Regions from separate parts of the Mus musculus genome. Here regions 2 and 3 are each linked to region 1. A link is a loop called in an ENCODE intact Hi-C map of the cell type or tissue named here. Cell type or tissue: gastrocnemius. All regions are shown on one strand. Links, peaks and the distances in the headings refer to the core of each region. The heading gives the core; the rest is flanking DNA. Region 1 has its middle 25 kb from the start of Gm34470. Region 2 has its middle 16 kb from the start of Pdk4. Region 3 overlaps Asb4 (ankyrin repeat and SOCS box-containing 4).

Region 1 (5,524 bases), core at 249-5,248:
GCCCAAGTAATATGATGACTGGAAAGGGTGATGCATGTGCCGCCATCTTTCCCTGGAGTCACGGTGGCACATGTTCACTCTCAGGGAGATTCTAGTACAGGCTGAGGAGAAACAATGGAAAGGAAAGAAATATCCACCCTGCAGAGGAATGATCACCCCACACACCTACATATGAGCTGTTTGCTTGACTCACAAATAATATGCATGAATCAAATCTGAGAAGAGTCATAGCCTCAGGACCACAGACATGTCATTGTCCCTTAGCACAGGGGCTGAAGACAAAACTGGGCCTAGGTGCTTCCCAGAGATTTCTTTACCTAAAAACAAGGAAGTTAGCACTCATAGGGCATCTATACATCTTCTGAGTGCTCACAAGCCATCTATACATCTCTTGAGAGCTCACGAGCCATCTATACATCTCCTAAGAGCTCACAAGCAATCTATACATCCTCAGGATGCTCACATGTCACCTACACATCCTCTGAGTGCTCACAAGCCATCTAGACATCTCCTGACTGCCCACAAACCATCTATATACCTTCTGATTGCCCACCAGCCATCTATACATCACTATTTGTCCACTAAGCCTAACTCTGATTGGTTTGCTAATGCCAGTTGTCAACCATCTCTTAACTTTTTCAGTAGTGTCTCATAAACTTTTTAAGACTTGCCTAATCTTACTCAAAACAAGAGACGTCATTTTCAATGGAGATAAGTACCATTTTTACCTGTCAGGCTGGCAAAAAAACAAAAAACAAAACAACAACAACAAAAACAAAAACCACCCCAACCCAGACCCAATTGTTTAAGCTATGTGAGCCACACTATGAAATAAGCGCCTTCATGAATTGCTGATGAAGTGTATGTTGGCAATGCTTATAACGAACAATGCGGGAATGTTTATGAAAATAAGAGCTGCATGGGCTATTACCCTGCAATCAAATGTTTATAAATGTATTCTACAAATGTACTTGGACAAGAGAAAAATGGCATGGGCATGAAATTCATTATGTGTTGTTGGTAACAGTGCGGGATGCAATCGGCACTAAGTGCCCACCAAACGGGACTAGTTCAGGAGTAAAACACCTCTGTGTGATAAAGGATTCTAGATGTAAAATTCTCAAAAATGAGAAAAAAAAAGCAAATCAAGAAAATTTAATGTGATGCACATTATCATGAAGATATGTTGTTTATAATTATGCTATCACATTCATATATGTCTGGAGAATGCACAAGAAAATAGCGAATTGTAACATACTGAGAAAAGAAGCCTGAAGACAAAGAGGAGACAGAATGAAAGAGAGCCTGTGTGTGTGTGTGGGGGGGGGGGCACATGTGTTTGTCATAGCAATGTATCATTTAAATATCCGGCAGAAACCTTTAAAAGAGAGTAATAGAGCCGACCAGTTCATTCGCATTAAAATCTCCAAGTGCGTGTTTAAGCACTTGGTACTTAACTGTTACCTGCATGCATTGGCTTGCCAAGCTTCTTCTGCTCCCTTGCAGGGACAGCCCGATCGGAAATGATCTGAAATGATCATCTGTGGTTCAGATGACCCCTCAGGATGAACTGAGAAGTGATGGAAATGCGTTCCCTTTAAAGGCAGAAGAGCCAAGGGCCCCCAGTGCACGGTTGGGAGTCGGGGACCACAGCTGTCCGGCTGTTTCTGTAGTCATAGAACACATATAAATACAAAGAAGCCAGTTCCCAGACAGCACATCTGGATGCCAACGTGCTGATGTGCTGACAAAAGGAACTCCTGGGGTGGCCTCATCAAATGCTGAGGCTGTGGGCAAAGCCTTGGCCACTCTGAGGCTTAGAGTGTCACATTAAGAATATGATACAATTTCTAAGGGGACCTCAAGTCTCCTTAACTCCTGTCTAAGGATAGGACTGCTCAGCCAGAAAGAGCCAACAGAACCAGGCTAGCTGGATTTTTATTCCCAAGGAACTCTTTAGTGCAGCACAGGCTATTCCTGCTACCTCTGTCATGGCCCCGTTTCCTACATGTTCTATAGGGGTTTGCTGCAATTCTCATATTGTTTAATAATAAATACCGTATACATTGATTGAGGATAACTAACATTACAATTTGCTTATGTAGAGATTGCTGAACCCAAGGAGCCATGCTTAGATCTGACTGAGACAATTTATAAAAGAGCTACCAGGGAATACCACCCAGATGGAACACGAACACACACACACACACACACACACACACACACACACACACATGCGCGCGCGCACACATACACACGCGCACACATACACACGCGCACACAGACGGAGAGAGACAGAGAGACAAACAGTGTATGTGTGAGTGTGTGTGTGGGGAGAGTGTTTTATATATATGCCCATTATTTGATAATTTTTTTTCTTTTCATTTTGGACACTCAGAGTTGGGTGCCCTAACTCTTACAATTAAAAAACAAAAAACAAACAAAAAAAAAAAAACAAAAACAAAAACTCAAAACAAAAAGCAAGCAAACCAACCAACCAACCAACCAACCAGACCGAGAAAAAAAAAAAAAACCCACAAAATTTGTATTCAATAAATAGGTGCTTAGCCTAACACATACACATTGGGGATGAAGATAAGACCCCGCCACCTCACCAGTTAACATAGCTACGAGACCAACTGTCTTCATAATATTGTGTGGTTTGGCTTATGGGGAACTCAATTCACCGCATCCATTTGGAGATGTTTGCTAAAGTCAAAAATGCGTATGTCTTGAATCTCACAATTTTGCTTCTAAAATTTGCATTACAGGGGCACTTTGTCCATGAAATAAAGATGTATTGATTATATCGTTGTTTGTAAAACATGCCAGTTACTATGGCCACCAGTGAGGCATATGTAAAACTTATGTTCTTTCCAGAAGCTCCGGAAGCCGTGAAAAAGAACGGGTTCTTTTCTTTTTCTGTGAACACAAGACAATCCTGTCAACAAGCATTGCTTCAGAAAAACCTTAGAGGCCAGATATTTGTGTAAAACATTTGTACAAAAATCAACGGAGGAATGCATATCTGCTCTTATGTCTGAAAATACTGAAAAAATATTTATTCAAAGTATTTATGGGCTAAGGTGACGTAAGATCCAGGGAACAAGACTGTTTGTGGGGTTTGTTTCACTGAATTAAAAATTTGCCGGGGATGGTGGCGCACGCCTTAATCCCAGCACTTGGGAGGCAGAGGCAGGCGGATTTCTGAGTTCGAGGCCAGCTTGGTCTACAGCTTGGTTCCAGGACAGCCAGGGCTACACAGAGAAACCCTGTCTCGAAAAAACAAAACAAAAACAAACAAACAAAAAATTTGGAGCTATAGTTATAAACTCTTGATAAATATTTTAAAGAAAAAAAATGCAGCGGCAGTAGAGTTGCCCTCTATAATTCTAAGCGCTGGTTCTGAAATGTCAACTGTATAAATTAGACACGCTGGTTTTCCTCCACCTTCTAGAACATGGTTTGAAGAGATCTGTTTGTGCCGCATTGCAGCAGAACTAGCCTGTGGCAACATCGCCATCTAGCGTCCATTGTGAGAATCTTCAGCGTATTTTCTAGTGGGAAGAGCTATGTTGTTGCTGCCTTGCTGATAGCAAGATTCTACCGCAGGTGCTGAACAAAAGAGTTGCCCGTCACTAGCAGTTCACAGTCATGCTTATCTTTTCTATCGTTTATTGTACAGCTGTGGGTAAAAACATTTATTCTTTTGAGTCAGCTTTAAATGATTTATCTCAGACATTGCATTTTCCACGTAGGCTATAGTACTATGACACTTAACGTTTTATTTAATGTTTTTAAAAACATTGTTTCTTCACGTTTCAAATGAGGATAATATACACCTTACAATGTTGCTTTGGTAGTATTTTGAGTGAATTGTATCACTTTAGAACAAGAACCCTGCAAATACGATCTTTCCTCTTCTCCTTTATTTTTGGCACAAATGTTTCACAACAATATCTTCACCTTAAGATTTTTCTCCTAGCAACGTCTTGAAGTTTTTACATATTACTCACCAATGCATATATTGATTGGTAATTTTTTTTCAAACAGTGATTACTCAGACCCAAAATGCTTTGATAGGAAGTGAGTTCTACCCAGGATTAACACACCCCTCCCCCAGAAAAGCTATGAATATGCAACCCAGGAGCCTCCTCAGTCAGCAAGCAAAGACCACCTTTGGCATCCAGTGGAGGTGGCACAGGTAGAGAAAGATGGAGTAAAAATGAGAGAAAGGATTGTTACACAGCCATTGTTACCATCATTAGACTTCTTGGACCTGTGAATTGTGTCCTGATTATTTGGAGCTTTAAGGTTAATATCCACTTATCAATGAGTGTATATCATGTGTGTTCTTTTTTGATAGGGTTACCTCACTCAGGATGATATTTTCTAGTTCTATCCATATGCCTAAGAATTTAATGAATTTCTTATTTTTAATATCTGAGTAGTACTCCATTGTGTAAATGTACCACATTTTCTGTATCCATTCATCTGTTGAGGGACATCTGGGTTTTTTCTAGCTCCTGGCTATTATAAATAAGGCTGCTATGAACATAGTGGAGCATGTGTCCTTGTTATATGTTGGAGCATCTTCTGGGTATATGCTCAAAAGTGGTATAGCTGGGTCCTCAGGATGTCCAATTTTCTGAGGAACTGCTAAACTGATTTCCAGAGTGGTTGTGCAAGCTTGCAATCCCACCAGCAATGGAGGAGTGTTCCCCTTTCTCCACATTCTCTCCAACATCTGCTGTCACCTGAGTTTTGTTTTTATTTTAGCCATTCTGACTGGTGTGAGGTGGAATCTCAGAGTTGATGAGAAGGAAGAGCAAAGTGTGGGTGCTTCGGTCCTTCTTAGAAGGAGAACAAAATACTCACAGAAGCAAATATGGAGATAAAGTGTAGAGCAGAGACTGAAGGAAAGCCCATCCAGAGACTGTCCCACCTTGGGATTCATCCCATATACAGTTACCAAACCCATACACTATTGTGGATGTCAAGAAGTGTATGCTGAAAGGAGCCTGATGTGGCTGTCTCCTGAGAGGCCCTGCCAGAGACTTACAAATACAGAGGCTGATGTTCGCAGGCAACCATTGGACGGAGCACTGGGTCCCCAATAGAGGAGTTAGAGAAAGGACTGAAAGAGTTGAAGGGGTTTGCAACCTCATAGGAAGAACAACAATATCAACCAACCAGACCCTTCAGAGCTCTCAGGGACTAAATCATCAACCAAAGAGTACACATGGCTCCAGCTGCATATGTAGCAGAGGATGGCCTTGTCATGCATCCATGGGAGGAGAGATCTTTGGTCCTATGAAAGCTCCATAGATGCCACAGTGTAGGGGAATCAAGGATGGGGAGGCGGGAGTAGGTGGGTGGGTGGAGGAACACCCTCATAGAAGCAGGGGGAGGGAGGCTGGCATAGGGAGGGAAAACCAGGAAAGGGGATTAAATGAAATGTAAATAAAGAAAATATCCAATAAAAAAAGAAAGAAAGAAAGAAAGAAAGAGAGAGAGAGAGAGA
Region 2 (5,524 bases), core at 406-5,405, 77 kb before region 1:
GGACCCACCCAAACTTGATTATGCTCTTATTTCTGTTTATACCCAGAGATAGACTTGGGAGGGGGTACTAGACTGCTTGACAATGTGGGCAATGGAATACGTCTTCCTCTGTTTTTCTTGTCTCTGTAATTACCCTGTTGAGGATTGTGGAGGAGCCTGGTTTGTTAGGGCTTCCAGGGCCCAGGCTCTGACCCTAACAACTCTTCTAACATCTTCAATTTTAATATCACCACACAGACATACAGTTCTTTCCTCTGCTCTAAAAATAAATTAGAGGAGCCGAAGTGCTGAGTTCAGAAAACATGTTTATAATCTTGAGTGACAAATAGGGTCTGGCTGGATTTCAACAGCCAGTGCTGGGGCCAAAGAGGACCCAGGCAGAGTACGAAAGGTCGGGGCTCTCCTGTTGCATCCTTTCTTCTGCCCTTCACACACTGGGCAGCACTATCTTGTATTTTAATGTCCAGACTCCTGAATGCATGCTGATTCGAGCATTCTTTACTTTAACAACGTGCTATTTCAAGCACAGGGATTATTTTACTTTGCCAGGGCAGCAGTAACTTGTTTCTTGTTTGAAAATAAAGGGACTTCCTGTCCCCACAGTTTTATCTGGGTTGTTTGAGAAGAAGAAAAAAAAAAAAAAGCTCGTCTTACAGAAGCCAGGCAGGTACCACCTTGCTTTCCCAAGGCAGATGAAGTAGGTGAAAGGTTAGTCGCACACCCACTCCAACAGCCCAGCCGGAACTGCCTGGCAGCTCAGTCAACATGGGGAAGTTTAGTAGGTGAAGGGTCACTCTTGTGCAGTAATAACCTTCCATGCATCAACGCCCAGGCATCTAGTTTCTGTTCGTGGAAATAGAGTTCTCTGGGGGAAAGGTTACACCAACCCTAGAATAGCCCATGACTATTCCAACAGCATCCAAGTAGGAGTCTAATGTGCCTTTTCTAAATTCTGTTGCCCAAGTGGAAAAACAGGTTGTGAAGTGCAGTAGGGGCCACCCAGTACTGACTGAGAGGAACTGAATGTCTTGCAGGCTCATATATTTATACTAGATAAATAGAATACATAACAGAAAGGGGAGAGATTCTTTTAAAAAATCTATTACTATAAAAAGAACCTGTGAGTTTTCTTACTACTAGTTCTAGACTAGAGCAGTAGCCCATCTTCAGGCCAGGCTACTAAAGACACTTCAAAACATGCTATAAACTCCCGACTTAGCAAACACTATAGCCCGTGTTCCACATTGTGAGCTGTATGGAGCAAGTGGGCCATGGTGTCTGTTTTCTAGGTCATGTATGGTGGGAAAATAAACAAGAGCAAAGTGGGAAATCATGCCTGTGATGCTGAGATTCTTAAAATTAATACTTTTCTTGCAGCTCTATGTAGACTGGTATAAAATCTCTATTCAAGAAACTAGAACAAAAGCTGTGGCCTCGAGCCCCCTCCCTTGCTTCTTGCCCTAAGACTCTGGCTATGCCGGGCGTGGTGGTGCACACTTTTAATCCCAGCACTCAGGAGGTAGAAGCAGGCAGATTTCTGAGTTCGAGCCCAGCCTGGCCTACAAAGTGAGTTCCAGGACAGCCTGTCTCGAAAAACCACAAAAAAACACACACACAAAAAAAGAGTTTGGCTATTAGATTTTTGCTTGTTTGTTTGTTGTTCACTTTGTTGTTGTTTTAATAGGCTCTAGATTTTATAGGGCAGGGAGGACTGTGTTTGGGAGGCTACCATGGCATAGTTTTGAGAGAGACCTTGCAAACAAGGTTCCATGGTTCCCAGAGTTAGATAAATTCGATCCTGCCACCCCTGAGAGATGCAGAATAGAAGGAATGAGCATGAACAACATCTCAAGATGAATATATACAAAAGACAGAGAGCTGGCTTACTCACAGCACAGACGAAACTTGCCCAATGTCAACTCCATGGAAAGAGAACAGGGTGAACTTAGATAGGTTCATGTTTGCCCGTCTTATCTGAAATCATTGGGTGGTAGACGAAATGTTCTTGACGGTGTCAAGGAGCAGGCAGCTGGATAGACTGTTATTCTGAGAGGAAAGGGTGCGAATGCTGACTGTGAAGGAGAAAACCTAGAAAAGGAGAGCAAGGTAATGGGGGGGGGGGTCCTCTATGCTTTCACCTGAGCCCTCTCCTCCTTTCCTCCATTTCTTACTGCTCCCTCTTATTTTTCTCTTGGTCTTCTTTTAAAGACTGATTCTGAGTTATTCATACCCTTTCATGACTGTTAGTGGATATTACATTCCATGGCACTTTCCAAGAATCTATACCAACTTGATAGCCAATAGGAGGCCACTCTTACTAGACATACTTTTGAGATCTCCAAATGACTGGAGTTCCAAATTCCTTCATATTTTAACCTAACCTCTAATGGAACTCTTAGTTTCTTCTGACTCTGCACTGAAGAACTATTAGGATACAATCTGTCCTTCAGAGAAATGTTTCTAATAGTCTGATCTACCTATTTTAATATTTTAAATTATAAAATCTTTCCAAGCCAGTAAATTGCTACTTCACTGTTTGCCATTTCTCAAGAAGGGAAGATTTGTATGTTGTGGCAACCAAAGAGAAAATTAAGGTAATTTCTCCATAGATCTGGAAAAAGTGGCAATAACTAATGGGTCTGTCCTTTACGAAACATTCTAAGTGAACAGCACATTGGCTACAGAGCCATTTAATGTAGCCATTGGCAGTTTTTCTCATTTAGACCATGGTTAAATTGTTGCATCTGAGTATTGTAGGAGACATATCAGATAAACACTGGCAAGAATTGGTGAGGTATTGATTTTTCTTCAGTCTAAAAGTTTGCTAAGTAAATGAAAAGTAATTTGCCTTCGCTGTAACATTTTCCTGAGGCCTCCCTGAAAGCCAACGCAGGCTTTTCCTTTAGTACCTGAAGTTTAATTACCAGAAAAGCCAAGGACCTGTTAGTCAATCAGACCTCATATGAGAACATTACAATCATTTAGGTGTGAATACATTTTTCCACCCTTACCTTTGATATCCTTCTCCCTGCCCCCTTCAGATCACACCCCTGTGTTCACAGTAACTCTGAAAACACCAAAGGGTAGCTATGGGGTCTTCAGTACACTTTGTGTGCACATCCCAAACTGCACTCATTTGAAATAACAGATGCTGTGTTTTGCAACAGGGAAGGACAGGATGAGAATAAACAGATCACAGGCTCTTCATTTCTTTCTCTTTTTTTTTTTCCATTAAAGATTTTCTGAAAGTAAATATAATCACCCAGTCTCCCCTCCATCCCCGCCCCTTCTCCTTTAAACACCTACTCACTGAGAGAGAATCTTTGGGAGAGAAAAGTCATCCATTTATCTAGGACTCAGTTTCCACTGTAGTAAAAGTCAAATGTTGCACAGATGAGCTCTGGGGTGTAGTTTGGCTTTACTATCTTGCTGTTCACTCATTTCCCCACAGGGTGAGTCTAATCTTTATTGCAGTTCTTTTGATTCATGTTCATCAAGCATAAGCCACTTCTCCAAGGAGGAACTCTGTACAGCATCGGTGGTGGTTTGAATATGCTTGACCCAGGGAGTGGTATTATTAGGAGGTGTGGCCTTGTTGGAGGAAGTGTGTTACTATGGGTATGGGCTCTAAGACCCTCATCTTAGCTGCCTGGAAGGCAGTCTTCTCTAGCTGCCTTCAGATGAAGATATAAAACTCTCAGCTCCATCTGCATGTCCCGACCTGTTTTTATCTTGTGGAGACTCAGAACTCCACAATCTCTCCACCCAGCTTGCTAGGTTACCCTCCCTCTAACATTTGTGGTGCTCCTCAGACAAACACATGCTTTGCTGCCATACCTTTCTCTCTTGAACCTGGAAAAGCCATCACATGAAAGAAAATACAATATAAACTTAGTTCAGAAATGATGATAACTCAATAACTGGGTGCAGCATTAAAATCCTAATCTTATAAGCCTTATTAAGTCTAAATTCTCTGGTGGTGAATCCTGACAGATCCGCCACTGAAGCTAGGACACACTCGTAGCTACATCTTGTCCTCCTGCTATCCCCATCACCAGAAAAAAACAAAACGTGACTAACACTCTTGTAGTGTCTTCACCAAGCATTTAGTAAATGATTGGCCTGACTTACAGCTGAATGTCAGGTAACACCCTGGGTTCCTCTTGGAGAATATTTCCATTTTGTTTTGTCCTGAAAGTTTGCCTCCCCAGGAAGGAAGCTGGGATCTGAATCAGACTCCTGGATCATTCCTTAATGTAGCTTATAAAAACCTAAGCATTTTCAGTGACATATATGGAAGTAAATACAGTGGGTGAGTATCAATGGAGTCTGAGCTGTGAAGATCAAATAGCTCTCGGCCATGGACCCACTAAGCTTCAGCAATCTCTACTCCTAAACTCTTGACATCTTTATTGAAACTGATCTTAGCACTTAGAGATTTTTGTGGATACAGGTGAGAGGCATTGACTCTTCCTGAAGATGCCATCAGGAGTATCTGTAGGCCACATGACATAGATGCTGGGAACTGAACTTGGATTTTCTAAAAGAGTGAAAGCCATTTCTCCAAAACCTCTCATATAGTCTTGAATCTCATGTGAGCAATGCAGTTGTGCGAATGCTGACAGGTGCTGATCAGTCTATTATCAATGGAGGCAGAGCTGTGAGTACCAAAGAGCTCTCAGGCATAGACTTCAGAAATCCCTACTCCAGAACTCTCAGACATATTTATTGAACCTGATCCTCTTACCACTTAGAAACTGTGTAAATAACTTTTCTTTTTGGTTCAAATAGTACAAGTCAGGGGCAACTACATATTTGTAATCTAGATCTACAAGCTGTTAATCAACACACCAGTAGGAGATCCTATGGAATTTTCTCATGCATATGTAGATCAATACATTCATACTTATACATTACTTTCCTAAGACTTGCCTCTGACCATCCCCAGCCCTTCTCCATCTCATAGACTTACAGTCATACTTAGTTGTAATGTCTCTCTTATTCTTTTACTCTTCTCTTGACAGTATTGACAAGGATTGAAATAGTTTACGAGGTACCAGTATCTTGCTGTTTGTTGAGCTTACTGGTGGTCAAAACTCCCATACCTAGTCTACACAAACACAGGCACTTAACTACTTGCTGCTTCAACCACAATAAGTTTGGTTTGTTTTTTACCTGTCCAAAACTCAGTCCATCCAAACGCCTTATGTTGTTTATCTCTTAAAAAAAATTGTATCACCTAAAGTTTGACAACCCCAATCTTGTCATTGAACTAAAGATGTTGATAAGGAGGGGGTCAAAGCCTAAACTCTTTTTTTTTTCTCGATACAGGGTTTCTCTGTATAGCCCTGGCTGTCCTGGAGCTCACTTTGTAGACCAGGCTGGCCTCGAACTCAGAAATCCGCCTGCCTCTGCCTCCCGAGTGCTGGGATTAAAGGCATGCGCCACCACTGCCTGGCTAAGCCTAAACTCTTTATGTGATTTCTAGAAACTGTTTCTGAAAGAAAACAGAATAGAAAACCAG
Region 3 (5,524 bases), core at 186-5,185, 180 kb before region 1:
AGGAGTAATTGGAAACAGCAACGGGGAGCCAGATATATGAAAAAGAACACCCTGCTCTATACTGAAGGCCAGAGCTAAGCACTACATTCCTTGCCTGAGCTTGGAACAGAGCAATGCTAGCTTGGTCGCCATGGTGACCAACGCCATGTCTCCGCTCTCATTAATCCTGTGTTCCAAACTAAGCACTTAGCAGTAGCTGCTGAATAAATGCAACAAGGCTCTGCATACTGAAAAGGGCACATTCATGTTAAGCAGGGGAAAAAAGGTTTTCAATTTCATTCATTAAACTTGAGTAAATAATTTAATATCTTTGTGCACCAGTCCTCCAAGCTAATGAATAAGGATAAATGCTTAATGGAAAAAGCTCGCTTAATAAAGTTAACAGCATCGGCTCTACACATAAAAGAAATTGATGTTGCCAGCATATATGCACACGGAGGAGAAAATGGGAAGGAAAAGAACATATATTAAGCACGTATGGTATGGCTATGTCAGGGACTTTAGAATAAAATGTCTCATTTAATTCTCTGACAACTGTGTGAAGTGCATGTTATTTTCCTCATCTCACAGATGAGAAATCAGAAAACCTGGCTTGTCTCATTTGAGCAGGCTCAGGGCTGTTTTCCCCAAGTCCATGTTGGTTGGTCCTACTGTGCCTCAATGCGAACTGTATGCCACTCTCCCTTCTGAGGCGGTGGGCTGATTAAAGAATTCTACAGAGACTTTGTGCTTCCTTGACCTGATCTGGGACGCTTAACCATTATATCTGAGTTCCAGTAGTTTGAAAAAAGTCACCCACCATGAGGTGTTTTGGATGTCGGCTGGGCAGGGTAAATGTGCTTAGTTTAAAGGACACACACACACACACACACACACACACACACACACAACAGTTGATGCATCTTTGGCTCCCCCAAAGCAATAATTTATTCCCACTTCATCATTTTCTAGCACACAGAAGATCTAGTTTTGTAAGCAGACAACCTAAGTGAGAACAATTCAGTCCTTTTTAATAGGATAATGCCTTTATATGGGTTTTCTGATTTGCTGCAACAATACAAGGAGGCGGAGGGAAGTGATTGAAGAAGTTATATTAAAAATCCATTTATTCATTTTCCTTAAAATTAAACTCTGTAATTAAAAATACCTCTTTGATCAATTTCCAAATTACTGAAATTTGGAGGAATTGCAAGATATTAAGTAACAAAACCAGCTGGGTGGGTGCAAGTGGAAGCTCTGACTTCCAGCAAGGAGACCCTGTGAGATGCTAAGCAGCAGATGCAGCCCGTTGCCAAGCAAACCCCTGCCTCTAAACTCACTTGTTATTAAGCTGCTTCTTTTTAAGCGGTACCCATTAGCAATCCAATTGCCAATTATTTTTACCTACAAGACTATTCCAGGATATTTTCTCAAATTACAAATTGTGAGGTGTTGCCAACAGGAGTCTCCGGCATCCTCAAAATCAGTTCCCTCTTCCGGCAGGCTTTCTTTAGTTTAAGCTCCCCCCTCAAAGCCAAGGCAGCTTCCTCTCTAAGCTTTCAGACTGGGTGTGTTATCTTCGCCTTATAGCTAGAAGCATCTAGAACGGGAAATTAAAGGATGGCATTTTCTCGGGCCTGAATGACTTTATTTTTTTTCCATCAGCGCTTCTATAATTTTTTCTTGTTTAGAGGAGCCTGGACCTCATTATCCTGTGAACACTTTAAACACCATTTAGCAGAAAGATATCAGATTTGGAAACACAAAGGCACTGTTTTCTTTGTAACCTCTGCAAGTAATGACTTACAGAAGATAATCTAAACAATTTCATCAGGTGCTCAAGGACCCAGGTTTGGAGGTGCCGGTTAAATCGACAAGGCCCTGAGACTCTCATCTCAGCTCTTTACTAATCCAAGTGAGAAAACTCACAAGGAGGGAAAATGGCAAAAGTATGAGGCACATGCCAGCTCCTAAGACATTTCTACTCATCGGAAGGCCCCTGGGAACTGAAGAAAAGCAGACACTTGCCTTTTCTGAGACAACCCCCTTCCCTGCCCCTGCAGCAGTGAGAGTAGTTCTTCGTCAATACCACCAGAGACCCTCAACACAGCATCCTTAGCCTTTGTTCACTGTGGATTTAGGATTTTGGTACCCCCACCCAACCTTTTTCCAATGGACAAGGCCAGACTTAGTTAAGAAGGGGGCATGATAGAAGTAAAAAGAGAATCTGCTCTCTGTAAGGAAGGTTGAATCACTGTAGATAAGGTCAGAAGAACCCTAGGAAATGGCAGGCTGGACTTCACAATAATTGTAAGAAATCCAGGTGTGATGGCACAGACCTGCAGTGCCAGTGTTTGGGGGACTGGGCTGTGAGGATGCCGAGTTCTAGGCCAGGCTGGGCTATAGAGCTTTGCCAAAAAGAGAGAGAAAACCAAAACCTTGTCATACATGGTGTTTTATGGCACACCTGGAGTTTTGTCTACACTCCTCTTAACTTTCAAAACCATCTCATGAGGCTAACTGTATTCTTTCCGTTGAACCACTTAAAACAAATCTGGGAGCAAAGGGCTTAACTTGTAAAAACCAGATAGTGGTCAGTGACCTCAATGCAGAGTACCTGTGCTGGACACTAGGTGGTGCTGTCTCACCTATTCTAGAGAGGGTGACTGGTAAGGACAGTCTTGGGACTGTCCTGGACTTTGCTGTTGCCCTGCTCAAAGAATGTTTGTCTCCACTATAACCTGCATGTCAGTCAATGAACTTGAGTTCTCCGGTGCTACTGATAAGGGAAAAGCAGGTCGGTGACACGTCCTCCTTTGCCAACATTTCTGGTTGGATCAGGGTGGGCAGTGGGCAGTGGGCACGCCTGTCTTGGTTGTGACAGTCTAAACTCTGAAAAGTAACGTCTAAAAGTGTAAGTTCTGTAGCAAGATTTCCTGAGTTAAGATCTTAACTAGTTGTGCAGAACAGAGATGGAGTGACAAGCCCCTTGAATCTTGGCTCTCACCAGTTTCCTCAAGACACTGTTAATAGGTCAAGCAATTCAGCATTGGAGGGAATGCTGAAACAAGCAAGACCCTCACACCTGCAAGTGACTATGCATCATGTCTGGATCTTTCTTTCTGTGTTGGGTCTGTGTGGCATCTTTACTTCTGTCTAGGAATAAATGCTCCAAAGTCCACTGTGTTGTGTGGCTAGCAGGTGTGGTACAGAAGACAGACCAATGACCAAATAATTCTGGGTAGGCTCTTGTTAAAGACATCAGCTTCCCTCCTGTCTTGTGCATGCTAACATGGGCCTGTACAAAGTTGCCCAGAACACACGCATTTATCTAATCACAGAGTTCTTTTCAATATACCACACAGTATTAATATGTCATCGAACAGAATTTGGGAAATGCTGATCTAGAATAATGATAGTGGGCTTATAGGTAAAGGAGAAACCCTCATTTAGTGCAGCAAGAACGTGAGGTTTTGTATAAATCAGTCTCGCTCCCTGCTACCATCTCAGGGAGGCCCTGGAAAGAGCATCAGTCAGGGGAAAGGATCTCCTTTTGCAGGCTGGGAAGACAATCTGCTTTTATTCAAAGTCTATAGATTGAAATGAGAATCTTATCCAAAAAAAAAAAAAAAAATCACTTTTACAAAAAGAAGCCAGGAGGCCAGGGAGTAATATAAAAATGTTGACTTTTTTCATCTGTGGAAAACATATGTGTGAGTTTCACATATGTACAGAAAGTAAGGGCAGAAGGGGGACTTTGTGGGGGGTGGGGGAAGTGGATCAGCTGGGGGAAGAGGGAAATAGCACGACAGCATGAGAATAAACAAGATACAATGAAGGATATGTAGTAAGTATATATGTGTCATAATAAAACACACTATTTTGTATCTTAAATAAATAAGTTAGCAATTAAAACAAGCACCACCATAAGAAACATCTAGAATAGTATTCGGTAAAATTTGGATCCAATAACTTTTGGCTGATCCTGGCCCAGGTACCACTTCTGCTGAGTCATGGTTCCAACCTCTGGCCGTGGCATTATAAGATAATGCATTTGTGCCACTCTGAGCCACTTCATTTGTGATGGTCTGCGATTGCAGTGGTAGGTAACTAGCAGCCATCTCCCATTTCCCTAGGCATTGCCGGCAGCCATTTCTTACTGAGGACCTGGTTATCAGTCTCAACTTTTCTCACCACACAGAGGGAGGTCTGGATATAATAGCTGCAACCCTCCCCAACTGTATTCGCAGAAGAAGGCCTTTCTCCAAGGTCCCCTTCCTAGCTGAGCTTGTTGTCACGTGACACTCAGAAAGCCACCAGAGCAGAATTGTGTCCCTGGGTAAAGTAAGAAGCCTATATTCTGTTTTTTTTGTTTTTGTTTTTGTTTTGTTTTTTTAAGTTCCTCTGGATTAGCCTCTTTTTTCAGTTGAATGGCAATAATAGCATTCATTTCTACAGAAAAGCATTTCAACAGTTTCAAGGGAAGATACGGTCTCACCATGTGCCCCACAAGATGAATGCAAGACTGCATAATAACAGCCCATTTTCCACGAGTGTGAGCTATTCACTCTTATCTCTGGTTACTTGGCTAAATTTTAATCAGTGGGCTTTGGAATTAAAAAGATAAAAGAAAATGAAGTAAACATAAGATGCCTGAGCGCAGTCAGTACCCGCATCTTGTTTTCCAGCTGCGCATCTAGAAAGATATCTTTTCTTTCAGGTTCAGTAACCTTAAAATAAACAAAATGATAAATAAACATAGGCTGTTTGAAAAACATCTGCCTCCCAGGGGACGAGAAGCAATATTGTGAGGAAGCCGGCAGGTAAGCCTTGATATGAAAAAGATTTGCTTCAGGAGTCTCGGGGAACTAGTTTACTATCTCTGCTTCCTGTTCTCATGCGGCTAAGGCAAGCACACCTCAGCTGGGCTTTGGCAGGATGCCTTCTCTAAGATGAGGCAACTGTGGAGGAGCGTGGCCAGCCACAAGGACAGAGCTGAGCTGACAGCCCGTGCTTTGCTTCCCTGCCAGCAGCCACAAGGACGGCATCTCTTTCTCTGTTGTGCAGGGAAGTGTTAGTGCATTGCTACAGGTTTTCCTGTCTAAACTCAAATATGGCTGTGCCCATCCAGTCCCGTGGTTTCAATACCATCCAAGGGTGTTCACTTGAGATTTTCCAGCCTGCCTCACCTCCCGGACATCCAGAACCCTCTATTTCACCGTGTAAAACTCACAACCCCTGGATATTTAATAATGATACTAAAGAATGTCAAATTTAACACACCAAGAAGGAAACTCTTCCTGCCCCTCTAGCTACTTTGTCTCGGGGAGAGGAGTGAGGAACTTCCTTTGCTTTAAGCCTCAGGCATTTGAATGTTGTTACAGAAACACATTTAACTTATCCTGATTAAATCATAGCCTAAGGAGAGCTTAGCATATGTTGGGAATCAAAGAAAAGTTGAATAACTTAGCTAAGGTCACCTGGGAAGCATTAACCAGGGGCTCAAAGTGAGCCTAACAGGATGGACATGGGGAAGCATTTAGCA

The links. Peaks named below come from ENCODE experiments on the same cell type or tissue, not always from the same donor. Only the 100,000 strongest peaks of a DNase experiment are listed, where the experiment ranks them.
Region 2: a loop joins it to region 1, with 4 times the contacts of the local background. A loop is called at or near these places in 2 of 42 quality-filtered maps.
Region 3: a loop joins it to region 1, with 8 times the contacts of the local background. A loop is called at or near these places in 39 of 42 quality-filtered maps.

The regions. Positions count from the first base shown.
Region 1 is chr6:5,586,332-5,591,855 of GRCm38, forward strand. No RefSeq gene overlaps it. Among named protein-coding and RNA genes, the nearest start is that of Gm34470, 25 kb to the left of the region's middle. In gastrocnemius, for the core only: no CTCF peak of the experiment used is centred there; DNase peaks (open chromatin) are centred at 3,224 and 3,523; H3K27ac peaks cover 417 bases.
Region 2 is chr6:5,509,128-5,514,651 of GRCm38, forward strand. No RefSeq gene overlaps it. Among named protein-coding and RNA genes, the nearest start is that of Pdk4, 16 kb to the left of the region's middle. In gastrocnemius, for the core only: no CTCF peak of the experiment used is centred there; no DNase peak of the experiment used is centred there; H3K4me3 peaks cover 452 bases; H3K27ac peaks cover 3,238 bases.
Region 3 is chr6:5,408,518-5,414,041 of GRCm38, forward strand. The region is part of intron 2 of Asb4 (ankyrin repeat and SOCS box-containing 4); the gene reads left to right. Among named protein-coding and RNA genes, the nearest start is that of Asb4, 21 kb to the left of the region's middle. In gastrocnemius, for the core only: no CTCF peak of the experiment used is centred there; DNase peaks (open chromatin) are centred at 2,625 and 4,947; H3K4me3 peaks cover 187 bases; H3K27ac peaks cover 1,162 bases.